2 separate regions of the Homo sapiens genome follow, and region 1 is linked to region 2. The links are chromatin loops, found by intact Hi-C in ENCODE. Cell type or tissue: Caco-2. All regions are shown on one strand. Each heading gives the region's core, and the rest is flanking DNA. Links, peaks and the distances in the headings are about the cores only.

Evidence for each region. Peaks named below come from ENCODE experiments on the same cell type or tissue, not always from the same donor. Only the 100,000 strongest peaks of a DNase experiment are listed, where the experiment ranks them.
Region 1: it touches region 2 in a loop (4-fold over the local background); 2 of 110 quality-filtered maps call a loop at or near these places.

Annotation. Positions count from the first base shown.
Region 1 is chr6:104,903,193-104,918,997 of GRCh38, forward strand. No RefSeq gene overlaps it. Among named protein-coding and RNA genes, the nearest start is that of LIN28B-AS1, 29 kb to the right of the region's middle. In Caco-2, for the core only: no CTCF peak of the experiment used is centred there; a DNase peak (open chromatin) is centred at 5,659.
Region 2 is chr6:104,949,775-104,965,579 of GRCh38, forward strand. LIN28B (lin-28 RNA binding posttranscriptional regulator B) reads left to right here and starts at 7,333. Exons shown (of 4, transcript NM_001004317.4): 1 at 7,333-7,486; 2 at 8,325-8,512. The coding sequence starts at 7,477. RefSeq lists enhancers at 6,346-7,283, 7,284-8,221. In Caco-2, for the core only: no CTCF peak of the experiment used is centred there; no DNase peak of the experiment used is centred there; H3K4me3 peaks cover 2,842 bases.

The DNA.
Region 1 (15,805 bases), core at 3,502-8,501, 50 kb before region 2:
GCATGTGGCCACCATGCCCGGCTAATTTTTCTATTTTTAGTAGAGGCAGGGTTTCACCATGTTGGCCAAGCTGGCCTTGAACTCCTGACCTCAAGTGATCCACCCACCTCCCAACGTGTTGGGATTACAGGCATAAGCCACCACCCCTGGCCACCCAATTTTTTAAATTGGGTTTTTTTTCTCTTATTGTTGAGTTTTAAGAAGTATTTGTATATTTTGGATAGCAGTCGTTTATCAGATGTGTCTATACAAATATTTTCTCCCCTATCTATGGCTTATCTTCTCATTCTCTTGACATTGTATTTTGGGGGCAGAAGTTTCGATTTTTAACTAAGTCCAGCTAATCAATTAGTTCTTTCATGGATCATGTCTTCAGTGTTGTCCCTAAAAAGTCATTGTCATATCCAAGTTCATCTAGATTTTCTCCTATGTTATCTTCTAGGAGTTTAAAAATTTTGCCTCTTATATTTAGGGCTATGATCCATTATGATCCCCCTTTTTTTTTTCTTTTTTTGAGAGGAAGTTTCTCTCTTGTCACCCAGGCTGGAGTGCAATGGCGTGATCACAGCTCACTGCAACCTCCACCTCCCAGGTTCAAGTAATTCTCCTGCCTCAGCCCCCCAAGTAGCTGGGATTACAGGTACCCACCACCACGCCTGGCTAGTTTTTATATTTTTAGTAGAGACAAGATTTCACCATGTTGGCCAGGCTTGTCTCAAACTCCTGACCTCAGGTGATCCACCCACCTCAGCCTTCCAAAGTGCTGGGAATACAGGGCGAGCCACTGTGCCTGGCCTCTATAATCCATTTTTGTTAAATTTTGTAAAGGGTGGAAGATCTGTGTCTGGATTCATGTTTTTGCTCATGGATCATCTATTTCTCTATTTTTTCACCAATACCACACTGTCTTGATAACGGTAGCTTTATGGAAAGTCTTAAAGTCAGGTAGTTTCAATCCTCCAACTTTGTTCTTCTTCAATATTGTATTGGTTATTCTGGGTCTTTTGCCTTTCTGTATAAAATTTAAAATCATCTGGGTGCGGTGGCTCATGCCTGTAATCCCAGCACTTTGAGAGGCAAAGGTAGGCAGATTGCTGAGTCCAGAAGTTCGAACCCAGTCTGGGCAATGTGGCAAAACCCTATCTCTACAAAAAATAAACAACTTAGCCAGGCATGGTTGCATGTGCCTGTAGATCCAGCTATGTGGGAGGGTGAGGTGGGAGGATCGCTTGAACCTGGGAGGACAAGGCTGCAGTGAGCCATGATTGTACCACTTCACTCCAGCCTAGTGAGACCCTGTCTCAAATAAGCAAACAAACAAATAAATAAATAAAATTTAAAATCACTTTGTCAATATACACAAAATAACTTGCTACAATTTTGATTGGGATTGACTCTATAAATTTAGTTGGGGAAAACTGGGATATTGAAAATATTGAGTCTTCCTAACCATGGACATAGGATATTTCTCCATTTATTTAGTTCTTTGATTTCATTCTTCGGAGTTTTGTAGTTTTCCTCATAAAGATCTTTTACATATTTTGTTAGATTTATACCTAAGTATTTCATTTGTGGGTGCTAATGTAAAGGGTATTTGTATTTAATTTTGAATTCCACTTGTTCATTGCTGGCATACAGAAACGTGGTTGACTTTTGATATTAACTTTGAATCCTGCAACCTTGCTATAATTGCTTATTAGTTCAAGGAGGTTTTTTGTCTATTCTTTTGAATTTTCTACATAGATGATCATATAATCTGCAAACAAAGACAGTTTTACTTATTTCTTCCCAATCTGTATATCTTTTATTTAATTTTCTTGTTGTATTGCATTAACTAGTACTTCCAGTAAAATATTGCAAAATATTGAAAAGGAGTGGTGAGAGGGGATGTCCTTGTCTTGTTTATGATCTTAATGGGAAAGCTTTGAGTTTCTCACTATTAGGTATGATGTTAGCTGTAGATTTTTATAGATATTCTTTATCAAGTCAAGGACACTCCCTTGTATTCCTATTTACTGAGAGTTTTTATTATCAGTGGTTGTTGAATTTGTCAAATGCTTTCCACATCTATTTATATAATCATATAATGTTTCTCTTTTTTTTTTTTTTTGAGATGGAGACTCACTCTGTCACCCAGGCTGGAGTGCAATGGTGCAATCTAGGCTCACTGCAACTTCCGCCTCCCAGGTTCAAGTGATTCTCCTGCCTCAGCCTCCCGAGTAGCTGGGATTACAGGCACCTGCCACCACGCCCAGCTGACTTTTGTTTTTTTTTTTTTTTGAGACGGACTCTCGCTCTGTTGCCCAGGCTGGAGTGCAGTGGTGCGATCTCAGCTCACTGCAAGCTCCGCCTCCCAGGTTCACGCCATTCTCCTGCCTCAGCCTCCTGAGCGGCTGGGACTACAGGCGCCAGCCACCACGCCTGGCTAATTTTTTTTTTTAGTTTTTATTTTTAGTAGAGATGGGGTTTCACCATGTCAGCCAGGATGGTCTCGATCACCTGACCTTGTGATCTGCCAGCCTTGGCCTCCCAAAGTGCTGGGATTACAGGCATGAGTCACCACACCTGACATAATTTTTCTTTTTAGTCTTTTGATGTGATGGATTACATTAATGCATTTTGAAATATCAAATCAGCCTTAACACCTGGAATACATCACAGTTGGTCATGTGTATAACTCTTATACATTGTTGGATTCCATTTGCTAATATTTTGTTGAGGGTTTTTGCATTTATGCTCATGAGAGTATATTGGTCTGCAGTTTTCTTGTAATACCTTTGTCTGGTATTACAAGAAAATCCTAGTGTAATCCTGGATTCACAGAATGAGTCAGACAGTATTCCCTCTGTTTCTATCCTCTGAAAGAGATTGTAGATAACTGGCATAATTTTTTCCTTAAATGTTTGGTAAAATTCATAGGTGAACCCATCTGGGCCTAGTGCTTTCTGTTTTGAAAGGCTATTATTGATTCAATTTCTTTAACAGATATAGACCTATTCAAATTGTCCATTTTTCTCTTGTGTGAGTTTTGGCAGATTGTATCGTTCAAGGAATTGGTCTGTTTCATCTAAATTTGTGGGCATAGAGTTGTTTATAATAATCCTTTATTATCCTTTAATGTCCATGGGATCTGTGGTGATGCCCTTTTTTCATTTCTGATATTAGTAATTTGTGTCCTCTTTCTTCTTTCTTGTTTTCTTTTTTTTTTTTTTTTTTTTTTTGAGACAGAGTCTCGCTTTGTTGCCCAGGCTGGAGTGCAGTGGCGCAGTCTCGGCTCACTGCAAGCTCTGCCTCCCGGGGTCATGCCATTCTCCTGCCTCAGCCTCCCGAGTAGCTGGGACTACAGGCGCCTGCCACCACGCCTGGCTAAGTTTTTGTATTTTTAGTAGAGATGGGGTTTCACCGTGTTAGCGAGGATGGTCTCGACTTCCTGACCTCGTGATCTGCCCAGCTCGGCCTCCCAAAGTGCTGGGATTACAGGTGTGAGCCACCGCACCCAGCTTTTCTTGTTTTCTTTCTCACTTTTTTTTTTTAAAGATTTATTGACTTTATTGATCTTTTACAAGAAACATCTTGGCCAGGCATGGTGGCTCACACCTGTAATCCCAGCACTTTGGGAGACTGAGGCAGGTGGATCGCTTGAACCAGGGAGTCAGGTTGCAGTGAGCCGAGATCGTGGCACTGCACTCCAGCCTGGTGACATAGTGAGACTCCATCTCAAAAATAAAATAAAATAAAATAAAATAAAATAAAATAAAATAAAATAAAATAAAAATAAAACATAAACATATTTTGGTTTTGTTGATTTTCTCTATTTCCTATTTTCAATTTCTTTGATTTCTGCTCTAATTTTTTTTTCCCTGCTTACTTTGGATATCATTTGCTCTTATTTTTCTAGTGTCCTAAGACAGAAAGTTTGATGGTTAATTTTAATCTTCTTTTTAATATATATGCTATAAATGTTTCTGTAAGCACTGCTTTCACTGCATATCACCATAGATACTTTAGTATCAACCTTATTTTTAAATTATTATTATTTTTAACAGGCAGACAATATATTTATAACTGAGCCGGGGGGAAAAAAAAGAACATGAAGTTTTTAATAATAGAAACATGGAGAGGCAGAGCAAGATGGCTGAATAGAAGCCTCCACTGATCATCCTCCTTGCAGGAACACCAAATTAAACAACTGTCCACACACAAAAAAGCACCTTCAAAAGAACAAAAAATTAGATGAGCATTCACAGTACCTGGTTTAACTTTCTATCACTGAAGCAGGCATTGAAGAGGGTAGGAAAGACAGTCTTAAATTGCTGACGCCACCCCTCCCCCATTCCCCAGTGGCAGTTGCATGGCATGAAGAGAGAATCCGTGCGTTTGGGAGAAGGAAAGCACAGTGATTGTGGGATTTTGTATTGGAACTTAGAGCTGCCCTGTCACAGCAGAAAGCAACACTGGGCAGAACTCAAGCAGTGCCCATGGAGGAGCATTTAGACCAATTTTAACTAGAGGGGAATTGCCCATCCCAGCAGTCAGAACCTGAGTTCTGACAAGCCTCACCAATGTGGGCTAAAGTGCTCTAGGATCCTAAATAAACTTGAAAGGCAGTCTAGGCTACAAGGCCTGCAATTCCTAAGCAAGTCCTGGTGCTGTTGTGGGCTGGGAACCATTGGACTTATGGGGTACATGGCTTAGTGAGATACTAGCCAGGGCAGCCACGCAAGTGCTTGAGCCATGCCTCCCCAAACCTCAGGCAGCACAGCTCACAGCACTGGGAGAGACTCCTTCTTTCTGCTTGAGGAAAAAAGAGGGAAGAGTAAAGAGGACTTTGTCTTGCAACTTGAATACCAGCTCAGCCACAGTAGGATAGGGCACTGGGTAGAATCCCGAGGCCCCCATTCCAGGCCTTAGCGCTCAGATGACATTTCTAAACATACCCTGGGGCAGAAGGGAATCTGCTGGCTTTAACTTAGTACTGGCAGGATTCATCACTTGCTGACTACAGAGCCCTTAGGCCCTCAATAATATAGCCAGGCAGTACTTGCCATGGGCATTGGGTGTGACTCAGAGACATGCTAGCTTCAAGTGTGACCCAGCAAATTCCTAGCTGGGGTGCTTAAGGGAAGAGGCTCTGTCTGCTTAAGAAAAGAAGAGGGAAGAGTAAAGGAGACCTTGTCTTGCAACCTAGGTACCAGCTCAGCCACAGTGGGGTAGACCACCAAGTAGGCTCTTGGGCTCCCTGCTTCCAGGCCTTAGTTCTTGAACAGCATTTCTGGACCTGTCTTGGGCCAGAGGGGAGCCCACTTTCCTGAAGGGATAGTCCCTGGCCTGACAGCATTCACCATAAGCTGACTGAAGAGCATTTGTGTGAACATTGACAGTAGTCAGGCAAATAACGGCCCTTGGGCAGTGGTGGTCATAGGGAGGGACTTCTCTGCTTGTGGAAAGGGGAGGGAAGAGTGGCAAGGACTTTGTATTGTGGGTTAGGTGCCAGCTAAGCCAGAGTAGTGGAGGATATGGTAGATTCCTAAAGTTTCTAACTCCAGGCCGTGGCTCCTCAATGGCATCTCTAGATCCTCCCAGCGCAGAGGGATCTCACTACCCTGAAGGGAAGGAAACAAGCCTAGCTGGTTTTGCCACCCACTAATTGTATAGCTTTAGGGTCTTGAGTGAACACCGGTGGCAGATGAGAGTGGTTACTGTGGGCCTTGGGCAAGACTCAGTGCTGTGCTGGCTTCAGGTCTGACCCAGCACAGTCCCAGTGGTGGCAGCCACAGGGGTGCTTTACACCTCTGCCTGAGCTCTGGGCAGCTCAGGACAAAGAAAGAGACTCTGGGAGAAAGGAAGGGAAGAGCACAAAAGTCTATACCTGGTAATCCAGGGAATTCTTCTGGATCGTATCAAAGAACAGCAAGGCAGTACCTCTACAAGTGTGCAAGAGCCATAGCTTTACTGAGATTGGGGTGCCCTATAATGCAGATATGACTGCAGTGACCAAAAACTTAGATCACAACACCCAAGTAACTTCAAATACCTGGAAAGCCTTCCCAAGAAGGACAGGTACAAACAAGCCCAGACTGTGAAGACTAAAATAACTACCTAACTCTTCAATGTCAGACACTGACAAAATCCACAAGCATCAGAAGCATCCAGGAAAACATGATCTCACCAAATTAAGTAAAGCAACAGTGACCAATCACAGAGTGACAGAAATATGTGACCTTTGAGACAGGTAATGCAAAATAGCTGTTTTGAGGAAACTCAGTGTAATGCCAACAGAAATTCCGAAGATAACACAGAGAAGCAACTCAGAATTCTATCAGATAAATTTAACAAATAAACTGAAATAACTAAAAAGAAGCTGAATATCTGGAGTTGAAAATGTAATTGACATACTGAAGAATGCAACAGAGTCTCCTAACAACAGAAGTGATCAAGCAGAAGAATTAGTGAGGTTGAAGACAGAATATTTGAAAACACACAGTCAGAGGAGACAAAATAAAAAAGAATAAAAAAGAATGAAGCACACCTACAAGACCTAGAAAATAGCCTCAAAAGGGCAAATCTAAGAGTTATTGGCCTTAAAGAGGAGGTGGAGAGATAGGGGTAGAAAGTTTACTCAAAGAAATAACAGGGAACTTCCCAAACCTAGAGAAAGAGATCAGTATCCAAACACTAGAAGATTACAGAACATCAAGCAGATTTAACCCAAAGAAGACTACCTCAAGGCATTTAATCAACAAATTCCCCAAGGTCAAGGATAAAGAAAGGATCTTAAAAGCAGCAAGAAAAAAGAAATGAAGAACATACAATGGAGCTCCAATACATCTGGCAGCAAACTTTTCAATAGAAACCTTATAGGCCAGGAGACAGTGTCATGCCGTATTTAAAGTGCTGAAGGAAAGACTTTTATCCTAGAATAGCATATCTGGTGAAAACATCCTTCAAACATGAAGGAGAAATAAAGACTTTCCCAGACAAACAAAAGCGGAGGGGTTTCAACACCAGACCTGTTCTTCTACAGACCTCTACAAGAAATGCTAAAGGGAGTTCTTCAATCTGAAAGGAAAGGATATTTAATGAGTAATAAGAAATCGTCTGAAGATACAGAATATTATAACACTGTAATTGTCATGTGTAAATAACTCATATCTTAAATAGAAAAGATTAAAAGAATTAAATAGAAAAGATTAAAAGATTACTGACCAAAAATGATAAATATGACAACTTTTCAAGACATAGTACAATAAGATATAAATAGAAACAACCAAAAATTTAAAAGTGGGGAGACAAAGTTAAAGTGCAGTCTTTATTAGTTTTCTTTTTGCTTATTAGTTTATGCAATTAGAATTAAGTTATCATCAGTTTAAAATAATGGTTTATATTACTTGCAAGTCTCATGGTAACCTCGAATCTAAAATCATACAATGAATGCATAAAAAATATAAAGCAAGAAATTAGTGTATATACATATATACACTATATACACACACATATATGTACACACAATGGAATATTATTCAGCCATAAAAAAGAAGAAAATCCTGCCTTTTGCAACAACATGAATAAAACTGGAGGACATCATGCTAAGTGAAATAAACTAGACACAGAAAGACATATACTGTATGATCTCACTTACATGTGGAATCTTAAAAAAATGAATTCATAGAAGCACAGAGCAGAATAGTAATTGCCATGGGCTGGGGGCAGGGAAATGAAGTGATATTGGTCAAAGGGTATAAACTTTCAGTTATAAAATGAATAAGTTCTGGTGGTCTAACATATGGCATGGTGACTATAGTTACTAATAATGTATTGTATACTTTAATTTGCTAAGAGAGCAGATCTTCAGGGACCTCATTGCTGTCTCCCTGCCCCGAAAACATGGTCAGCAAGTGTGATGATAGATGTGTTCACTTGATTGTGGCAATCATTTCACAATGTATATGTATATCAAATAATCATGTTGTACACCTTGAATATATACAATTTTTTTTTGAGATGAAGTTTCGCTCTTGTCGCCCAGGCTGGAGTGCAATGGCGTGATCTCAGCTCACTGCAACCTCCCCCTCCCAGGTTCAAGTAATTCTCCTACATCAGCCTCCTGAGTAGCTGGGATTAGAGGCATGCGCCACCACACCCAGCTAATTTTTCTATTTTTAGTAGAGACGGGGTTTCACCAAGTTGGCCAGGATGGTCTCAATCTCTTGACCTCATGATACGCCTGCCTCAGCCTCCCAAAGTGCTGGGATTACAGGTGTGAGCCACCATGCCTGGCCAAATATATACAATTTTTATTTGTCGAATATACCTCAATAAAACTGGAAGAAAACATAATCAAGACATTGAAACATACAACCAGGCCGGGCACAGTGGCTCACGCCTGTAATCCCAGCACTTTGGGAGGCCAAGGCAGGTGGATCACTTGAGGTCAGGGGTTGGAGACCAGCCTGGCCAACACGGTGAAACTCCATCTCTACTAAAAATGCACAAAAAAATTAGCCAGGCAATGTGGCGCATGCCTGTAATCCCAGATACATGGGAGACTGAGGCAAGAAAATTGCTTGAACTCAGGAGGCAGAGGTTGCAGTGAGCTGAGATTGTACCACTGCACTCCAGCTTGGGTGACAGAGAGAGAGACTCTGTCTCAACAACAACAAAAACAAACAAACAAAACAACAAGAAAAAAACATATAACCGGAGAAAATCACCTTCACTCAAAGGAAGACAGGAGGGAAGGAAAGAAGGAAGAGAAGACCACAAAACAGCCAGAAAACAAATCACAAAATGGCAGGAGTAAGTCCTTACTTATCAATAATAACACTGAATGTAAATGAGCTAAACTCTCCAATCAAAAGACACAGAGTGGCCAAATGGATGAAAAAACAAGACTCAATATCTACTGCCTACAAGAAACACACTTCCACCTACAAAGACACATGCAGACTAGAAATTAAGGGATAGAAAAAGATATTCCATGCAAATGGAAACCTAAAAAGAGCAGGAGCAGCTACTCTTATATCAGACAATATAGATTTCAAGACAAAAACTATAAAAAGAGACAAAGAGGGTCATTACATGATGATAAAGGGGTCAATTAAGCAATAATTTTAAATATATATGCACCAAAAACTGGCGCACTCAAATATTTAAAGTAAATATTAGAGAGAAAGAGAGAGATAGACCCCAATACAATAATAGCTGGAGATTTCGACACCCCACTTTCAGCATTGGACAGATCATCCAGACAGAAAATCAACACAGAATCATTGGATTTAATCTTCACTATAGACCAAATGGACCTAGTAGATATTTACAGGACATCTCATCCAATGGCTGTAGAATGTACATTCTTCTCCTGAACACACAGATCATTCTCAAGCTTAGATCATGTTAGATCCAAAAACAGGTCTTAAAACATTGAGAAAAAATTGAAATAATATCAAGCGTCTTCTCTGACCATAATGGAATAAAACTAGAAACTAAAAACAAGAGGAATCTTGGAAACGATACAAACACATGGAATTTAAATAATACACTCCTGAATGAGCAGTAGGCCAAAGAAGAGATTAAAAAGAAAATTGAAAACTTTCTAGAAACAAATGATAATTGAAATGTAACATACAAAAACCTGTGGGATACGGCGAAAGCAGTATTAAGAGAGAAGTTTATGGCTGTAAGTGCCTACATTTAAAAAGAAGAGGCCAGGTGTGGTGGCTCACACCTGCAGTCCCAGCATTTTGGGAGGCCGAGGTGGGTGGATCACTTGAGGTCAGAAGTTTGAGACCAGCCTGGCCTACATGGTGAAACCCTGTCTCAATTAAAAATACAAAAAATAGCTGGGCATGGTGGCAGGCGCCTGTAAACCCAGCTACTCAGGAGGCTGAGGCAGGAGAATTGCTTGAACTCAGGAGGCGGAGGTTGCAGTGAGCCAATATCACACAATTGCCCTCCAGCCTGGGTGATAAGAGTGAAACTCTGTCTCAAAAAAAAAAAAAGAAGAAGAAGAAGAAAAAAAAATTTCAAATAACCTAATGATGTGTGTTAAAGGCCTAGAAAAGCAAGAGCAGGGCAAACCCAAAGTTAGTAGAAGGAAACAAATAATAACGATCAGAGCAGAAATAAATAAAATCAAAAAGAACAGAAAAGAGCAATGAAATAAAGAGTTCATTTTTTGAAAACATAAACAAAATTGATAAACATTTAGCGAGATTATGTAAGGAAAAAAAGAGTAAAAATCCAAATAAATAAAATCAGAGATGAAAAAGGAGACATTACAACCAATACTGCAGAAATTCAAATGATCATTAGAGGCTACTATGAGCAACTATATGCCAATAAATTGGAAAACCTAGAGGAAATGGATAAATTCCTAGACACATACAACCTACCAAGATTGAACTATGAAGAAATCCTAAACCTGAACAAACCAATAACAAATAATGAGATCAAAGCTGTAATAAAAGTCTCCCAGCAAAGAAAAGCCTGGGACCTGATGGCTTCACTGCTGAATTTTACCAAACATTTAAAGAAGAACGAAGACCAATCCTACTCAAACTATTCTGAAAAAATAGAGAAGGAGAGAATACTTCAAACTCATTCTATGAGACCAATATTACCCTGATAGCAAAACCAGACAAAGATGCATCAATAAAAGAAAACTACAGGTCAATATCCCTGATGAACATTGATTCAAAAATCCTAAACAAAATACTAGCAAATGAAATTCAATAACATATTAAAAAGATCTTTCATCATAACGAAGTAGGATTTATTCCAGGGATGATAGGATGGTTTGACATATGCAAATCAATCAGTGTGATACATTATATCAACAGACTGAAGGACAAAAACCATATGACCATTTCAACTGATGCTGAAAAATCATTTGATAAAATTAAACACCCTTAATATAAAAACCCTCAAAAAACTGGGGCTAGAAGGAGCATACCTCAACATAATAAAAGCCATATATGACAGGCCTGCAGATAATATCATACTGAATGCGGAAGAACTGAGAGACTTTCCTCTAAGATCTGGAGCATGACAAGGATGCCCACTTTCACCACTGTTATTTAACATACTACTGGAAGTCCTAGCTAGAGAAATCAGACAAGAGACAGAAATAAAGGGCATCAAAACTGGAAAGGAAGAAGTCAACTTATCCTTGATTGCAAATGATATAATCTTACATTTGGAAAAACCTGAAGACTCCACCAAAAAAAAAAAATTAGAACCAATATACAAATTTAGTAAAGTTGCAGGACACAAAAATCAACATACAAAAATCAGTAGCATATCTATGTGCCAACAGTAAACAAATGGTAAAAAAAAAAAAATTAAGAAAGTAATCCCATTTACAGTAGCTACAAATGAAATTAAATATCTACAAATTAACCAAAGATGTGAAAGATCTCTACAATGATAACTATAAAACAATGATTAAAAAAATTGCAGAGGACACAAAAAAATGGAAAAAATATTCCATGTTCATGGATTGGAAGAATCAATATTGTTAAAGTGTCCATACTACCCAAAGCAATTTACAGATTCAATGTAATCCCTATCAAAATACCAATGACATTCTACACACACACACACACACACACACACGCTAAAATTTATATAGAACCACAAAAGACCCAGAATAGCCAAAGCTAATCTTAAGGAAAAAGAACAAAACTGGAGGAATCACATTAGCTAATTTTTTTTTCTTTTTTCTTTTTTTATTTTCTTATTTTTTGAGACAGAGTCTTGCTCTGTTGCCAGGCTGGAGTGCAGTGGCATGATCTCGGCTCACTGCAACCTCTGCCTCCCGGGTTCAAGCGATTTTCCTGTCTCAGCCTCCCAAGTAGCTGGGACTACAGGTGTGTGCTACCACAGCCAGCTAATTTTTGTATTTTTAGTAGAGATGAAGTTTCTCCATGTGGGCCGGGATGGTCTCTATCTCCTGACCTTGTGATCCGCCCGCCTAGGCCTCCCAAAGTGCTGGGATTACAGGTGTGAGCCACCGCGCCTGGCCCCTAATTTCAAATTATACTACAGAGCCATAGTAACCAAAACAGCCTGATACTGGCATTAAAGCAGACACATAGACCCATGGAACAGCAGAGATAACCCAGAAATAAATCCATACATCTACAGTGAACTCACTTTCTACAAAAGTGCCAAAAACATACATTTGGGTAAGGATGGTCTCTTCAATAAATGGTGCTGATAAAACTGGATATCCGTATGCAAAAGAATGAAGTTAGACCCCTATCTCTTGCCACATACAAAATCAAACAAAATTGATTAAATATTTAATTACAAGACCTCAAACTATGAAACTATTAAAATAAAACATGGGGGAAACTCTCCAGGACACTAGATGGGGAACGTTTCTTGAGTAATATCCCACAAGCACAAACTATCCAAGCAAAAAATGACAGATGGGATCACATCAAGTTAAAAGCTTCTGCACAGCAAAGAAAACAATCAACAAAGTGAAGAGACAACCCACAGAATGGGAGAAAATATTTGCACACTATCTATCTGACAAGGGATTTATAACCAGAATGCATAAGGAGCTCCAACAACTCTACAGGAAAAAATCTAATAATCTGATTTTAAAATGGGCAAAAGATATGAGTAGACACTTATCAAAAACAAGACATACAAATGGAAAACAGGTATATGAAAGGTGCTCAATATCATTGATCATCAGAGAAATGCAAATCAAAACTACAATGAGATATCATCTCACCCCTGTTAAAACCACTTATATCCAAAAAACAGGCAGTAACAAATGCTGCTGAGGATGAGGAGAAAAGGAAACCCTTGCACACTGTTGGTGGGAATGTAAATTAGTATAGCCACCATGGACAACAGTTTGGAGGTTCCTCAAAAAACTGAAAACAGAACTACCACATCATCCAGCAATTCCACTGCTAGGTATATATTCAAAAGAAAATAAATCAGTATGTAGAAGAGACATCTGAACTCCCATGTTTATTGCAGCACTATTCACAATAAAGATTTGGAAGCAATCCAAGTATCCATCAGCAGATGAATGGATAAAGAATATGTGGTACATGTACACAATGGAGTACTATTCAGTCATAAAAAAGAATGAGATCTTGTCATTTGCAACAATATGAAAAGAACTGGAGGTCATTATGCAACATGAAATAAGCCAGGCAAAGAAAGACAAGTATCATATACTCTTACTCATTTGTGGGAGCTAAAAATTAAAAAACCTGAACTCATGGAAAGAGAGAGCAGAATGATAGTTACCAGAGGCTGGGAAGGGTAGTGGGGTGGGAGAAGTGGGAACAGTTAATGGGTACAAAAACATACATAGAATGAATAAGATCTAGTATTTGAAAACACAATGGGGTGACTGCAGTCAACAGCAATTTATTGTACATTTGAAAATAACTAAGAGTATAATTGGATTGTCTCTAACACAAAGAAAGGATGTGATTGAGGTTATGAAGACATCATTTACCCTGATGTGATTACTATGCATTGTGTTTATATCAAACTGTTTCCTGTACGCAATAAATACATATATATACTATGTACCCCCAAAAATTAAAAATTAAAAAAAAATAGAAATGACCTTGCATGCTTGTTCATTTATAAATAGATGAATGAGTTATCAGTGAAAATACATCATCAGGTCTTTTGCACACTGATTATCATAAAACCATAAATATGAAACAATCCAGCATTGAATTTCGTGCTAAGAGAACATCTACCCTCTCACCTCTCATTGTCTGTTGAATGTCTGTTTCTTTTTTTTTTTTAATTTTAACTTTTATTTTTTATTCAGGGGGTACATGTGCAGGTTTGTTACATGGGTATACTGCATGATTCTGAGGTTTGGGGTATGAATGATCCCATCACCCAGGTAGTGGGCAAAGTATCCAATAGGGAGCTTTTCAACCCTTGCATCCCTCCCTCTTTCCCTGCTTTAGTAGTCCCCGGTGTCTACCGTTCCAATCTTTATGTCCATGAGTACTCAATGTTTAGCTCCCACTTATAAGTGAGAACATGTGGTATTTGGTTTTCTGTTCCTGCTAATTCACTTAAGATAACAGCCTCTAGCTGCATCCATGCTGTTGCAATGGACATGATTTTGTTGCTTTTACGGCTGCACAGTATTCCATGGTTTATATGTACCACATTTTCTGTATGAGCACCTAGGTTGAGACCACGTCTTTCCTATTGTGAATAGCACTGCAATTAACCTATGCGTGCATGTGTCTTTTTGGTAGAATGGCTTATTTTCCTTTGTTATATAACCAGTAATGGGATTACTGGGGTGAATGGTCATTGTTTTAAGTTCTTTGAGAAATCTCCAAACTGCTTTCCACAATGGCTGAACTAATTTACATTCCCACCAACAGTATATAAGCATTACCTTCTCTTGACAGCCTCGCCACATCTGTTAGTTAAAAAAATTTATAATAATAGCTATTCTGAGTGGTGTGATATGGTATCTCATTGTGGTTTTGATTTGTATTTTTCTGATGACTTAGTGATGTTGAGCATTTTTTCCTATGCTTGTTGGCAGCTTCTATGTGTCTGTTCATATCTTTTGTTTTTTAATGGGGTTATTTATTTTTTGCTTGTTGAATTGTTTTAGTTCCTTATAGATTCTGGATATTGGACCTTTGTTGGATGCATAGCTTGGGGAATATTTTCTTCCATTCTATAAGTTGTTTGTTTACTATGTTGACAGCAGGTTGGTTTTTCTTTTTCTTTTTTTCTGTGCAAAAGCTCTTTAGTTTAATTAGGTCCCACTTGTCATTTTTTTAAAGATTGTTGTTGCTATTGCTTTTGAGGACTTAGTCATAAATTCTTTCCCAAAGCTGATGTCCAGAATCCAGAATGTTATTTCCTAGGTTTTCTTAGAGGACTTTTATAGTTTTAGGTCTTACATTTAAATCTTTAATCCGTGCAGTGGCTCATGCCTGTAATCTCAGGGCTTTGGGAGGCCAAAATGGGAGGATCACTTGAACTCCAAGTTCAAGACCAGCCTGGGCAACAAAGGAAAACCCCATCTCTACAAAAAAGTACAAAAATTCGCCAGGTGTGGTGGCATGCACCTGTAGTCCCAGCTTCTCAAAAGGCTAAGGTGGGGGGTTGGCTTGAACCTGGGAGACAGAGGTTGCAGTGAGCTGAGATTGTGCCACTGCACTCCAGCATGGATGAAAGAGCAAGACCTGTCTCAAAAAGAGAGTGAAATCTTTAATCCATCTTGAGTTAATTTTTGCAGATGGCGAAAGTTAGGGGTCCAATTTCATTCTTTCTCATCTGGCTAACCAGCTATTCCAGCACCATTTATTGAACAGGGAGTCCTTTCCCTGTTGTTTATTTTTGTCGACTACATCAAAGTTTTGTAGTGATGGCTGTAGGTGTGCAGCTTTACTTCTGGGTTCTCCATTCTGTTTCATTGGTCTATGTGTCTGTTTTTTGTACTTGTACCATGCTGTTTTGGTTACTTTAGCCTTATAGTATAGTTTGAAGTTGGGTAATGTGATGCCACCAGCTTTGTTCTTTTTAACCTTGTTTTTCATTAGTTGTGTGAAATGCAGCCCTAGTTATCTTGTGTTCATGTTTCCTATTATTGTCCAAAGAATCCTTGTGATAGTCATACCATTTCCTACATCTCTGTTCAATATGGTTCTGGGAGGCAATGAGAATTGGCCTGAGCCTCTACCCACTATCAATTCCCTTGACTGGTCAATGTCGCTCATGTTCTTCATTGGAAAACATCACAGCATTCTATTTCTAATACTGCTTTCTGGGCTACTGC
Region 2 (15,805 bases), core at 6,569-11,568:
TGCAAGTTTTATTGTGTTGTGGCATCTGCCAATGGATGTATTAGAAACATCAATATTTACTCATATTTAAAAAATGAGAACTGTTTGCTTTTTAAAAAACATTAACCCATTTAAAAATATAAGTTAAAATGCATATTAGATATTTAAAAATATACTTAATGATTAAATGTATTACCATTAATGTAATTTTTCATTCACTTGACTGCAACAGCCCCAATATCTATTTTATAGTACCATCGTTAGATTCTCATGATTTATCTTCTGAAATATATCTGAAGAGAATAGTCAAAGAAGTTAGTTCTTCAAGAAACATGATATTCTAGGTTAAGTAGATTTTAACTGTGCTTGGAAAAAATACTAGTATTTTAAAATTACAGTGTAAAATTAAATATTAAAATTTAAACTGCATTGTTCGTGATATTGGGATCTTTTGACTGCATCTTAATGGTCTTAAATGTTGTAAATGTTCTTTAAACTAGTGTCCTCTACTAGATATAAAAGGCAAGTATATGCCAATTGGTTATCTAATTTTGCTAGGTGAGTCTTAAACTGTAAAAAAAAGTTTACAGGTCTCTTCACAGAGTCAAAACCTGGGCATTTTATTGCTTTCTAATGGCCATTAGGATGAAGAAGAGGCAATTAAATAGGCAATTAATGTAGTACTGACTTGAGCTCTCTGATTTTAGGTTCTTCAGAAGAGGATGAGGTCATTCAACCAGGTTTCATCAGCCCCAGGTTAGTCTTTTTTTTTTTTTTTAAATATTTTGTTTAATTAATGTTTTAAAAGATCAAGATCGCTAGAGGCATATGAGAACCTGACAGCCCTCAGGAATTCTCCATCCTTTCTACTTTGGCAAGACAGGTACCAAGTCCTCCTATACTTCGTCCTGATCACTCCATCTAAAAAACTGGTGTTCCCATAAGAATTACGTGGACAACCTCTTCTAATTAACCCCTTTCCCCCCACCCCCACTTTTAGCAGTATTGTATTTTGTGATTCCTTTTTCTGTAACTCAAGCAGCATAGATAACAGATATTTAAATGCTTATGGAGATGAATGAAAAGTATTCATGGTTTGTTCATTTTTGTAACTCCCAAAGTAAAATATGCACTAACGAATATCTGCTGAACTAAATTAAAAATGGAGACATGGTGCTGTTTTAAAATAATTTATCATAACAGAAATAGCACAATATATTAGACATTTTGAGGAAATTTTTCTTATCTAGGAAGCTCTGTGTTGCTTTTCATAAACATATATCAGAATTTGCTCCTCGTTTTCATATGACAAAGCTGAGTCATTTGAACTTTAATATTTTAAACCCAGACTTTTGACATGCTTTCTTATATTATTAAAATTAACTTAAAAGTTATAGCACCATTTTTTAGTAACAATCTTATTTGATGATAATTTATTACTCTGGCTTGACCATACCACTTTGAAGGCACACATAGGAGCTGTGATATTGCAAAGTATATGAATATTAATAATAACTACAAGTAAAATGATGTTATTCTGTTATTAAACTTTTCAAATATAGGATTGTGAGTAGCAAGAGGAAAGCAGTAAGGATCAAAAAGTTGGATGAGGAAACCATGATAGGATTTCCATTTGAGAAACTGCTTTTTTTTTGGAGTGAATCTTGACATAGGGGTGATACTCTAATATCATGAAAAAGAAGATTCTCAAAAGTTGGTACAAATGTTTTAGTATACCACCTAGTTTCCTCTTATTATTGTTTTCATTTATTAATTTTTTATTTTTTTCCCCTTATTATCGACTGTGGTTTTCTGTTGGGGCCAGTTCAGAGACCTTTTTCTTTTCTGTTGGGAAATAATGTTAACACCAATGTGTTAAGTGACTGCAATAAAGTTTCATGTCTGTATTTCCTTGTGATTAAAAAGGATCGGAGGGGAAAGGTACAACTTTCACCAGAAGAATGGTTATTTCTAGAGATTACATTTCAAGTTAAAAGACTTTGAATATTTGCTGGTCCAGTTTCCTCACTTTACAGATGAAGAAACTGAGTTCCAGAGAAGTTTAGTGATTAGCCCAAGGCCACAGATTGGTAAATAGGACCAGAATTGGTAAATAGGACCAGAATTCTGGCCTCCATTTTCTAGCTGGGCTTTTTCTCCACAGATTTGCTTCTCACACATGCTGATTTGCTTCAGGCATCTTTAAAGCCTGAAGATTTCTTTTAACTTGTCTCATCTTTTACCCTGCCACTCTTCTTTCCTTTTTCATTTCTGATATACTTGCCCTCTCCCCTCAAATAAACCCAAAGGGTAAATATTGAAATAAATACCTGGGAGACAGTCCACATTCTTATTTCAGTTGATTATTTCTTTTGATGAAATAGAGCTTTAAAGAATACTTTTATTCATTGCTTGAGGGAGGAAGAAAGAATAGTATATTAACATTATTTAGTGTTTGCTCCACAGACTCATGGTATTTATTGCAAAAAGACCTTTAAATTAGGAAACATACATGTTCAAGTAGTACAGTTGAAAAATACTTTCATTTTGCAGCTAAAACATGAAGCTTCCTTTTGTGCCATTCTGGGCAAAGTAATGTAAAACTTAGTACTAAATGATTTTTCTAGCCTGTTACTATTCTAATTAAAGTAATTTAAGAAAGTATTTGTTGAGCACAGTTTGGAAAATATTTTTCCTGCTTATTGGGAGAGAAGTATGTTAATGTAATAGGATTTTTGCTATTCCAGGTTTTTAAAAAGATACTTTCTACAGCTATTATGTATAATTTTTAAAAAAAGTTAAAAAATTCTTTCTTCAGAATGTTAGTCTTAAAATAATGCTCCTTTTCTGAATTTTGTTGTAAATATTTTGCTGAAACATAACTGACCAAAAAGAAGGAAGCATTTGCAAATTTTGAAATGTAAAGGGAAATTTTGAAATATAAAGGCAAATTTTGAAATATAAAGGCAATTTGTGTGGAAAACTTAAAATTTATGCTAATCCGTTTCTGTATTTCCATAATTTTACTTTATTATTCTGGGGAAAGTGTGTTAAGGTATTTAATGAAAGTCTCGAGAGATTTTTACCTCTGTATAAAAATTCTAACGTTGGACCAATTGTGTGAAGCCAGAGCATTTTGCCTCCAGACAAGGAAATTAAATGAGAATAGAATTTTGCTTTTTGGAAACAAAAGCAAAGCGACCCAACTATATTCTGAAGTGCCTCTGCTGCAAGACCCAAGCACCCAGTCGGGCGCGCCTTGCATTTGTCTCCATGTCGTAGGAATGTCAAGAAAGTTACCGCCAAGTGGTTTACCAAAACGCGGCGGAAGGAATCAGGACAGTTTGCCCGACGGGCGGGTCGGCGGCTTTCAGGCGGGAGAGATCTTGCCAGGGGCAGAGAGAGATCCCGAAAATCGCCCCCAGCCTTGCGTCCAGCCCTTTCTCGCCGACGTTTTTTCTTGATCCTCCGAAGGCCCAGGGCGACGTTTGCCATCGCGGCTTCCCGAAAGGACGGCGCCGGGTTTGCTGGAAGACAGCTCAGTTTTAGGCATGGCCCGGTGGGGGTGGGGGTGCTCATTTTCTTGGGTTCGGATTCCCTCTCTTTGACCGCACTTATCTTAGCTTTAGGAGATTCTGGCATCTCATAGGAAAAGGGATCAAATTATAAGTGATATACGTCTGGAAATTCAGTAAAAATAGTAGGTTGTGCGTAGTGTTTTTGCCATAGTAGTGAAGGCAGGGATTTCTTTTGTTTGGTGTTCTTGGGGACAAGATGACAAATGTAAAAGTCCCTAAATTAGTGAGAAATCACCAGCCTTTGGATCTACCCCACTTAGGGAGAGGAGATGGTAAAGTGACGAATAAAGGGAAAAGTGACTGAGGAAAGAAAGGTGAGAGGAAGCTGCAGAGGCAGGAGGTGGAGGGAAAGCGCAGATCTGCTGGCGCGGGGTCTGGGGTCTCAGGTCTCGGCCGCCTGGGGAGCGACCTGCCTGGAGAGGCGGGTTGCGATGGCAGCGCTGGGCTACAGACCCCGCCTTATTTGCGGGGAGGAGAGGACGGGTGGAGTCACTTGCCGCATTGCCACAGCCCCTCCTCCTAGTTTTAAGAAGAACCGAAGCATTGTTTCTGCTTTAACAGAAGTCACTCATTCCTTATAATTGAAAACAACGACGGTGGGCTCTGGCACCTCTTTCGGCTCCTTGTACTGTTGGAAAAAAAGTCTGGGAAAACGTGTACCTTGTTTTTTAAATGGGGATGATTGTGATAGCCAACAGGCATATGGTAGGTTATTTCCTTGCTTTTTCCCCCCAGTACATTGACGATTCTTTGTAGCTACTTGAACTCATTTTAAAGACATTTTGAAAGAACTATAAGTCAAGCTATAAAGTATTTGGCTTTTGCAGGAATAAAACACCCCTTTTGAGTCAAACACAGGTCTTTCAGGCACTAAAACCAAGTAGGAAATGAGAAAAAAATTAAAACCAGAAGACTTCAGGAAAGTGACAAATTGGAAAGCATTCTAGAAGACTCATAGGACGACTTTCTGTGAAAGAAGCACTCTAGGAGCTTTAAAAGCTTATGGGCAATTTATATTATAAAAGGATTTTAGGCTCAAAAGTTTTGGGGGAAGGCACAGAAAAAACAGTGCCATATTCTTAAATTGGTGAGTGATTATTTTGTGTTTCTCAATGTGTCTCCTTCCTTTACTTCTCTCCCTTTCCAACTTCCTTGCTTTCTTCTTCCTTTTCCCTCTACCCTTCCCTCGCCTCTTCTCTTCCCCTTTCTTTTACCCTCCCCCAAGGTATGTAAATGCATTTGTCTTAAATTCTTCATGAACGAATTTTAGAGGATTTTTCAGGGTTACCAGTTGGAAAAAGCCTTCTACACAACTTGAAAGGCTGATGTCCCTCTCAGGAAATGAATGAGTCGATAACCTCTGACACCAGTGACCACTCCAGTGAACCTTACCTTAATTCCACTAATACTGGAGGCCCCCAATCAGGCAAGACTGTGAATCTCATAACTATACTGTACAGTGTAGTTCAGTTATGGTATTCCACTTTTCACCCACATGTTCATAAATTTGAATTTCATCAAATTTAACAATAAACAGATTCTGAATCTACCTACATTATTATGCTTCTGGTTTTATAATGATTAAACTGTTTTCTAATTAAAAGCAAACTTAAATGAATATTTTACAAAGCTAAACTATACTGGCCTGTGAATTTTGTGATCATTACTTTTATGTAAGTAATAGCATTTCACCTCAATTTACATGAATACTTTCTGAGATTTTTTTCCTCTTATACCAGATGTTGATTTTTTAAAGTGATTATTAAAATATGAAAAAATATAAATTACTTTCTCGATTTCATATTATGTCACAAGCTTAGCCTGTAATGCCATCATTGAGATTACTTTCTTGTCAGTGTAATCAGTATAATAGAAGTAATTTCTACCATCAAAATAATGCCTAGTAAATGTTTTGTTAGTAAATAATTTTTTCAGAGCTTTGAGCTTTTGTTAAACTTTCAAAGTCATTGGATTTTTGCACCTTTTCTTTTCTCCCTAACAGCTGGCACAGGATTATTCCTCCCAAAATAAATAAAATGAGAAAGTAGCCCTTTTTCCTGAGAAATAACAAAAGGAATAACAGACAAAAAAAAAAATCTTTCCAAATTGATTAGTTTTCATTAAACCTTTTATCAAAAACAGCTGAAAATAACTTCTATTTTTTATACATCCATTTTCCAATCTGAGCCAATTAAATTTATATTTAGTTGTTTAATATGGGGAGGGAGTATAAATAGGTGTATACAGCTTTTTCCATAGCTCTTCGATTCATAATCCCTACATTTTAGCTTGTGTGAAACAGTGCTGGAGTGTGGATGTGTTTGAAGAGACTGGGAGGGGGATTGCTGGCATGGTGGGGGAGGGTCAACTCGGTAGCTTTGTCGAAGGAAGTGGTATCTGAACAGTTAGTTTCTTGGTAAACTGCTTGTTTAAGAAAATGGGGGGTGGGGTAGGCAAGTCTGGTGGTGCATTTTAAGGTTTTAAAATAGCGATATTTTATATTTTAAAGGAAATAAAGTCTTTTTAGTTAATCTATAATATTTATTATAGTATTCGATAAGGGCAGAAATACTGTTGCCAGCATCTTGTAATCAATCGTTTGAACCAGTTTGAAAGGTAAAGGGGGTAGGCATTTTGAAACTGGGGGTCAGTTGAGGAAGGACAGTAGGAGCTTCATCCGTTGTTACATTTTCGTTTATTCAACTCTTCTAGCCATTGGTAGTGGACTTTTAAAATGTCAGGGTACAAGTCAATATGATATGAATTTACCTTTTTTCTCCCACTTGTCCTTCTTTCTCCACCCCACCCCCTGCCCGCGCCGGCTTTTTTTCTCTCCCACCTCTTTCTTTGACTCTGCTGCCGCCTATCCTGGCGGCTCCTCTTCACCTCCCCTGCCTGGCGATCCCCTCCCCCTCCTGCCCTATGTCCTCCAGCTCTTGGGGAACAATCGCCACTGATTGAGGTTCACTCTATGTTAGGCTGGAAAACTGGGCTGTTATTTAGGAAGTCATTAATCACATCTCCTCCCCCGGAAAGAGATGGCAGAGAAACCTGTGAAGTACAATTCCTTACCAACCCCCTCTAAAATTTTCCAAAATGGTTTACCTAAACACAATTTGACTATATGAAGGTGAAAACGATTTTTCTAGTAGGATTTTATTTTAAATTTGAAAAAATTTCGGGCATAATCAGGTAATTTATGTGCCTCTGCCTTTTCCTAGGTGTATGTTTTCATTATCTAAAGTTTCATGGGGATGTAATTAGGTTTAATTAGATCTTTTATAAATTATATATTTTCCTCTAAGAATTGAATTAAATATGAAATTAGCGTTCCAAGCAGGTTTACTGCCATGGAATAGCTGAATTCTTAAGGGGAAAAAAAGCGTTAACATCGGTTGTTTTATTTAAACGACCCCCTCCCATGATTTTAGTCAGGCTTGTGTGTAAGGCACGCGTGTGCACATATATGACTGCCTTTTTTTCTAAATCTATGATTCACAAGGTCCCTCCATTGTGTTTAAGTAGAAGCACGAAATCAGCATTCTGATTTATCCTAAAGAAGCGTTCCAAATTGTCTTTAAGATAACATGTTTGAGTTTTTCGTGTTCATTCATAAATTATTTTGATGTCAGCATAGATGAAATGGCGATTGGTTATCTCTTCCTCTTGCCAGCCCCTTAAGGATACGAGGTGAAATTAGTAGCAAGAAAGCATGTAATTGACAAAGTCACGTGTGCTCAGGGGGCCAGAAACTGGAGAGAGGAGAGAAAAAAATCAAAAGAAGGAAAGCACATTAGACCATGCGAGCTAAATTTGTGATCGCACAAAATCAAGATGTTAGATTGATGCAGAAGATCACTCCGTTCCAAAGGGAAAGTTTTCATCTCACGAGTTTGGAGCTGAGGGCCCGTGGGGCAACATGGCCGAAGGTTAATTTTCTTTTCTATTGTTTTACTGTGAATTTCTTTCTTCTTTTCTCCTCCCCCTCCCCCTCTCCCACCCTTCTTAGACCGTCCCCCCCTTCCCCTTTTACCCCAATACTGGGCATTACCTCCCAACCCCCCATCACGCAGTGGGGCTTTCTGCAAACCTATTGTTATAGATCTCCAAAAATGTTTTGTACCGCCCACACTGATTCACAACTTGAAAAGCTTTCAGGGGGCTATTGTTTGAATTGTGTGAGTGTGATTAAGCGCAGTTTCAGTTAGTGATTCCAAGAAAACTTTTATACACCTGCCCCCTCCCCCATTCCACCCCAACTTTAATTGAAAGTTATGGGGGGGAGGGGAATGCACATTGCAAATAACGCTGGATTCAGTGCTGCCCCATGTGCCTTAACTAGTAGCTCTAAACCATCTTCACGATTTCTCTTTCCTCCTCGTGCCCGCCGGAGAGAATAGTTTCGCTGAAAATTTCTCTTTGTCAATGGGATCAGTATTAAATCAGCAATATACAAGTAAAGTATCGCATGCTGTAATGTAAAATGTGGCTGAAAAATGGAGTTAAATGAATAAGTACACGTATGTATAGAAACGTGGAAGTTGGTGTGATCGATAGAACAGTGTGGCTTCCCCCTCCCCCGCTTTCCTTTTAACCCTTTTCATTTTAAGTATTTTCTGTGGAGAAAAGAAATCAAACCATTAAAAAAAATTTTTTTTTTCTGTTACCCTTCCCCCCCAACCCCAGGCAGGCAATTTTTTTTTTTTAATCTTTGAATGCACATTGAATGGGAATACAGACTGACTTTTTTGTCCTGTTCCTTCTCAGGCGGGGCTAGCAAAGGTGGTGGAGAAGAGCCCGGGAAGCTGCCGGAGCCGGCAGAGGAGGAATCCCAGGTTTTGCGCGGAACTGGCCACTGTAAGTGGTTCAATGTGCGCATGGGATTTGGATTCATCTCCATGATAAACCGAGAGGGAAGCCCCTTGGATATTCCAGTCGATGTATTTGTACACCAAGTAAGCCAAACTTTTTTGTCCCCCTCTTCATCTTTTTCCATGTGGAGGAGCTGATCGGTAGTTATGCCAATAGACGTACGATAAGATGTCCTTCGGTATATTGAAAGACAAAATCTTCCCTGAAATCACTAGGTAGTCCAACGTTTAGGGTACGTGTATGGGCCTTTTCCTGGGTTTTCTGTCTAAAGAGAAAAGAAAATATTTGAAATTTCACTATATATATTAAGGTTGACGTTATTAGCATTTCCCCCTGCTTCATTCTACAGCGAAATAGTGTTCTTGTTGTTTCCGGTATTACCTATACAATATACTTTGTCGCCTGTATCTGGTGAATGGGTAGAAAAATGAAGAAACATGATCATTTTAAGGTTGAAAAAACAAAGCGAAACAGTTTGCTGTGGAAAGAAATGTATAGATTGCCTTATTTTAGACACCTCTAGTCACAGTAGCTCCCTTTATTATTTCATCGCTGCCTGTCCTGTAATCATTTTGTAGATTCAGATCAAAATAATTTGACTTCATAGTAAAATAAAATAGAACACTGTTGGCCTAATGTGGTTGTAAAGAAATGCGTGCAATAGAGGGATGCTTGATAAACATTTTAGAAATGTGCTCCGTGTAGTCATTGGTCTACGTATACTGTCTCTTTAAGAGACTGAACTCAAAAAAACATGTGGCCAGAGGCGGCTCTTGCTTGTGTGTTTAAAATGTGCTGGTCTGCTACTTGGGGTAAATTTCCACCTTTGCTCGTATTGTGTTGTAATTTTTAAAGATGTTTTAATACCAAACAGAATTTCATTGCTTCCCATTTTCAAAATTTTACCCAGGAAATAATGAATTAATACTTCTGCCTTTACTCCTCTCTACTGCTTAATCCCTTTATAGTAAAAAAGATACTTTTATGGAAGCCGGTTGTTTCCTCAAAAAAAGGTAAATATAAATTTTCTGTAGTTAGAAATAAAGAGGTTTACGACTAAAGAGGTTTATTTTGGCATGATAATCTAAGTTAAAAAGAATTGAATGAAAGGCTGTTAATACTACAGATTGACTGACAGATACATGGGTGAAATATTTGGTATATTTGCTTGAAAAGTATATATTTGATACTGTGTTGCATGTTCCTAGTAATATTTATACCCCCTTCCCTAAGGAATATCATCTTCAAATTAAATATATAAACAATAGAAACATATGAAACCATTCTGTTTTGATCTGTTGTCCTGTGGTGCTTGGTAGCTTCCTGACCTTGCTGTGTGGTGTGTGTTTTCCTTTCCTGAAGGCCTGGCCATCATTATTGGCTGTTTATATGTGGAAGGATCAGCATAATCTGTGAATTGAAACAGGGTTTAAGTACACAAATACAAGTCCACATACAGACTACTGGATTTTATGCTTCCTATTTTATAGTGCAAAATGAAGCTACATTTTCTGTTTTTTCCCCTCTAAGACTGGATGACAAAAATCATAGACAAATCCATTTTCTCTCAGGCTCTTTCTTCCACCTTTGAACCTTCTTTAGGTTGTTAAATTGTTTTTTATGATCTCATAAATTTGTTTTATAGATGAATGAAAAAAATAACCCTTCTTTGTCTGGTCACGCCTTTTTATAATTTGATTTTCTATGTTTACCTTCTAAAATATTCATCAAATGTTAAGATATTTTATTAACCAATGTTAATGTTTAGAACAACAAGACATTTGTGTTTATACTATTTAATGATTATATATTGATAAACATTCCTCTATTCACTGAATTAAAACATGTAGCTGCTGAAGTTTTTTAAATATATAGCTGTTTCTATACTATAAACATTGATTTTTAAATAGTTGACTTAATATTCAGTTACATACAGTAGTATATACATACAGTTCATGTATATATTAAAAGGACAGTATTAAATGATGCCTAGTTAAAGAGGTTTCTTATATTGTAATATACATAAATTGTATATAAATTGTATGAATAATTGTTTTGAAGAAGGCAGGAATCCTACTGATGTTAGCTAAGCAACTACAAGTAACAGATGGTTGTAAATGATACAGGTATTATGTGTGCATCACTTATGGAATAAGGTTGCAATTCAAGACGATTTCATAGAATTTTAAAAAACATTTTTATTATTATTTTAGAGGCCTTTTTAGTTTTATAAGCATTTTTGAAAACATACCAGGTTTTATGTCTATGTACTATTTTGTTGTGAAAGGATATGTATCATAGGTGATTAGGAATTTTAAATGTTCAACTGGACCTATGTCTACTCAAAATTTTTAAAATATATGACATAGTTTTTTTTGAAGTGTTTGGAAGTACATGTGTCACTGGATTTTTTTTTTGAAGTATTCTGAAACATTTTTAATAATGTATATTTGGAGAAATAAAAAACAAATTATTTGTGTCCTTAATAAATACATAAAAATTTATGCTGAGGAACCTAGGATACTTTTTCTCTTAAAAATATTGATTGCATGTAACAGCATATCAAAACATATTCAGTTGCTTCAAAATAAAGAGAATATATATATGTGTGTGTTTTAAAATTGAGCTGTGTATTTGTAGTTATGTATATTTATAGTTACATAACTCTACTTAAAATTTATTGGCAGTAATACCATCAAACTTTCTTGTAGTTCCTGTGATGTCACCAAATCCTCAAAAAGAAACACATGCCTAGGTGCTGTACTTTGTCTCTCTTTAGTCTCTCTTTAGACATGTTGATAAATGCTGTGAGATTCTGCTATTTGAGGATGGTATGTAACCATTGATGGTTTAAAATGACAGTCTTCATTTGATTTTCTAATGTTAATTTGTAATTTAAATAATCATATTTTTATGATGTGAAAATATATATTCTGACCCATGTTAATTGTGAAACATTGATATAGTTCAATAATGAATATTTTATTTTTAAAAAATTAACAAAATATGTAAGTATTATATTTGTGAATTTTGTCATATCTCACTGTTGAAGTTTTTAAAAAATGTTTAATAAAATAGGACAATTTTGATGATTTTATTTTTAAATATATTTAAGAATTTCTCGAGTAATACAAACACAGATTTGTTTCAAATGAAGTAAGGATATACGTGGTTAATACAAATTTGTTACGTCTAAATTCTTTTATTTTTTTTTTGAGGTGGAGTCTCACACTGTCACCCGGGCTGGAGTGCAGTGGTGAGATCTCGGCTCACTGCAACCTCCACCTCACGAGTTCAAGCGATTCTTCTGCCTCAGCCTCCTGAGTAGCTGGGATTACAGGTGCCCGCCACCACGCCTAGCTAATTTTTTGTATTTTTAGTAGAGATGGGGTTTCACTATGTTGGCCAGGCTAGTCACGAGCTCCTGACCTTGTGATCTGCCTGCCTCCCCCTCCCAAAGTGCTGGGATTACAGGCGTGAGCCACCGCGCCCGGCTTTAAGTCTAAATTTTTACTAAGGTGATTTCATAAATCAGAATATGATTATTTTGTAAGTGCAAGTAATTAATACTCTTACCAGTTTCTTATGTTTTTTAAAATCACAGTTAGATTGTAGGATAACATTTACATTACCTGGAAAATGTTACTGGCAGTTTTTTGAAATGTTAAAAGTTTTTAATAAGACTTAAATATTTGATGGTACTTTAGAGGAATAGAATGGTAATTAAATATTAGATCTCTTTTGGAGAAGGGCAACGTTAACCTAATAACTACCTGTTGATGTTTGTTATATAGGTTTTTCTATAGATTTTGATATTTATTTCCAAAGTCATTATCTTACCTAATAAGATGAAATGATCATTTGAATTTGATTTTGTTCTGGGAAGGTGTAGAATACATTCTCCTTATTACTCTCTCCTCAGCTTATGTGCTTAATAATACTTCACATATTGGGTGTATATATACTTGGCATTCCTTGCCATCAAATATGATACAATTGTTTACATAAATGTATTTCATTTATTTCATAATGTATGCATAATGTATGTATCTCTTTTTTTCTCAAAGAGAAAGAGTAATTTCAAAATGACTGCAATTTAGCTACCATTACTCAGTAGGCCTAAATATTTATTAATAATTTACCTTTATTCATCTTCATTTACCTTACAAGTATTGGTGTTTTCTTCTTATGGTCTTTATTTTTGAATTAGATTTTGATCTTTATGGATAATTCAAATGCCCACATTAGAAAGGCTTTATATATTTTATGTTCCTTTGCTTCAAAAATATCTCAAGGAGTAATGGAAATAGAAAAAATAAAATCATTATTGTTACTGAGTTAAAGCATTAACAGTATGAGATATGAAAACATTTAGAGATGACTAGTGCTTAAATATATGAAAAATTTCTTACACATAGTTCAATCAATTGATCTAATATAGAGTTCTTATGTATTTAATTAATTATACAATGTAGGAAAACAAATTTATTTCAGTATATTCATTTTTAAGGGCTTTTCGTAATATTTCATTGCTAATTAATTAACCATGTTTAGTTTTGTTATAGTTAAGCATAAAATCATTTTTCACATGAAGAATATGTGTGATTATTGTTATTCTCTGGGCTGCTTAAAATGCCAATTAAAAAAAATTAGACATCTTGGAAACTTGAAAATGTGAACATAAGCAGCTCATTTGTATAGTGAGTTACGTATTTTAATATTTTTAAAATGGTTTATAACCTACCAGATTTTTAAGATGAATTGCCCAGTTGACCATTTTCAGAGAATCTCAAGCTGAGTGCTTTAAGGCCGTTTAATCATAACATCACATTTAAAGGCATTTTATTTTTAATTTTTTTCTTGAGACAGTATCTGGCTCTGTCGCCCAGGTTGGAGTGCAGTGGCGCGATCTCTGCTCACTGCAACTCCGCCTTCCGGGTTCACGCCATTCTCCTGCTTCAGCCTCCTGAGTAGCTGGGACTACAGGCGCCCGCCACCACGCCCGGCTAATTTTTTGTATTTTTAGTAGAGACGGGGTTTCACTGTGTTAGCCAGGATGCTCTCGATCTCCTGACCTCATGATCCACCCACCTCGGCCTCCCAAAGTGCTGGGATTACAGGCGTGAGCCACCGCTCCTGGCCAGGCATTTATTATAAAACAAAATTTTATAAGATTTCTTAATGTAGCCCTAAAGATACTTTTGATTTTCAAGTGGTGGTGCATTTCTCAGACTCTTTTTCATGTATTTAAGTCCTACAAAGACATTCTGATTCAATTTAAATGTGAAATGTGAATTGGGTACATATTGAAGATGTAGGCCTTTCTCCTGTTTTAAAGATTATTGGTGTACTTCTTAAATATTTTTCTCCTGCCTTTTTAAAGAGCAGTTTTAGGTTCACAGCAAAATTAAGAGGAAAATACATAGATTTTTCCATGTACCCTTGCCCCTTCAAATGCATAGCATCCTCCATTATCAACATCCCCTACCAAGAGTGGCACATTTGTTTCAATTAATGAATGTACATTGACACATCATAATCACACAGAGTCCATAGTTTATATTAGTGTTAGCCTTTGGTGTTGCATGTTCTCGCTAATTTTCAATTCCTCTTTTATTTTAAAAGACTATTCACAACAAATGAATGCAGTAAATCAAAGAATAATTTTTTAAATAAAAATATGAGTGTCAAACCACTTACAAGTATTCAGTGTAACCTTTTAAAGCATGTCTTTAACTTATCTTAGAGTTCTTAGGTTTCATGAGAAATTAAAAGCTTATTTGTTATCTGCGTTCACCTTGGTAGATTAAAAATTGAGTCCTTCACTGTAATTTTTGTCGCTTTCAGGCAGCAACAAAACATTATTTGGATTTGGTTTAATTCTTCCTATTCAGAGATAGTTAGAAATATTACAGATAGTTATGTCTATTTTAACCGAGCAGCTCTTTTGGTTTGTGATTAACTTAAAAGTTGCTACTTAAAAATAAGATGCACTGTGTTGTTTTTGTTTTTTTGAGACTAAGTTACCCAGGCTGACCTGGAACTCCTAGCTAGTCTCAAGAGATACTCCCTCCTCAGCCTCCCTAATAGCTGTGACTACAGGCATGCACCACTGTGTCCAGCTTGATGTACTATATTCTTACTTCTAAACTGAGAATAACCTAAACAAAGTGAAGATACTTCTGATCAATTAAACTGGAAAGTTATCTTAAATGTTATATTCTATAGACTTGATTTGGAATGAAATATGGGATATTTTATCATTATCAAAGACTATCAGTTCTTTATACTTTGAGCTATTTCCCCTGAGTTTTGAGTAACAGGAAGTTCAGCTTATTTAATACATAGTTACAATAGATGGCATTGTACCATATACAATGCATAAGAAATTCAACTGATTTATATTCCTCCCTAAAATAATTGATTATAGCATCTTCTAATATCATAAAAGTTGATAACAGTAATGTGTTTAAGAAAGTACATTGCAGGTCAGTGGGGTACATTTAAAAATGATCTTTTAATGAGTAGTTTATCAAACAAGTAATGAAAGTACCATGTTGCATTTTGATACATCAGGATACATCTAATCATTTATCTCAAATTGGAGGACAGTCTGATTATTGCTTCTTCTTTTCCAATATCTAAATATTTGACAATTTGGAAATATTTTCTAAATAAGATTTACAAATAATTGATAGATTTAGTGTTATAATTTTTTCTATAATTTTCTGTTACCTGGAGTAATACCTAACTTTTAAAGTTGTTTTGAAGAGTAGAGGTAATGTTATATAACTGCCTAGTAAGTGTCTGTTGAGAAAATAAACTAATGTAAACTGGTCTTTGCCAAAAGAATAATGGATAAGTTATTTTCAGTGGTGTATACTCATGGTGGATAATTAAGCTGGTCTTTTATGTGCTTTCTTTAAAATTGGCCAAAATGTGTTGTATATTAATAGTTTAATTTCCATTACAGTTGATGTTAAGGCTTTTCATTATAGTTTTGTGGCATTGAATATTGTTTTTGTTATTTAAAATAATTCTTTTGGCTGAGCATGGTGGCTCATGCCTGTAATCCCAGCACTTTGGGAGGCTGAGGCTGGCAGATTGAGCCCAGGAGTTTTAGACCAGCCTGGGTAACATGGCAAAACTCCGTCCCTACCAAAAAAATTAGCTAGGCCTGATGGCATGCACCTGTGGTCCCAAATATCAGGGAGCCTGAGGTAAAAGGATCACTTCTTGAGCCCAGGAGACAGAGGCCACAATGAGCTGAGATCACTCCATTGCACTCCAGTCTGGACGACAGAGCAAGATGGTCTCTAAAATTATTATTTTTTTTGAGATCTGGTCTCACTCTGTTGCCTAGGCTAGAGTGCAGT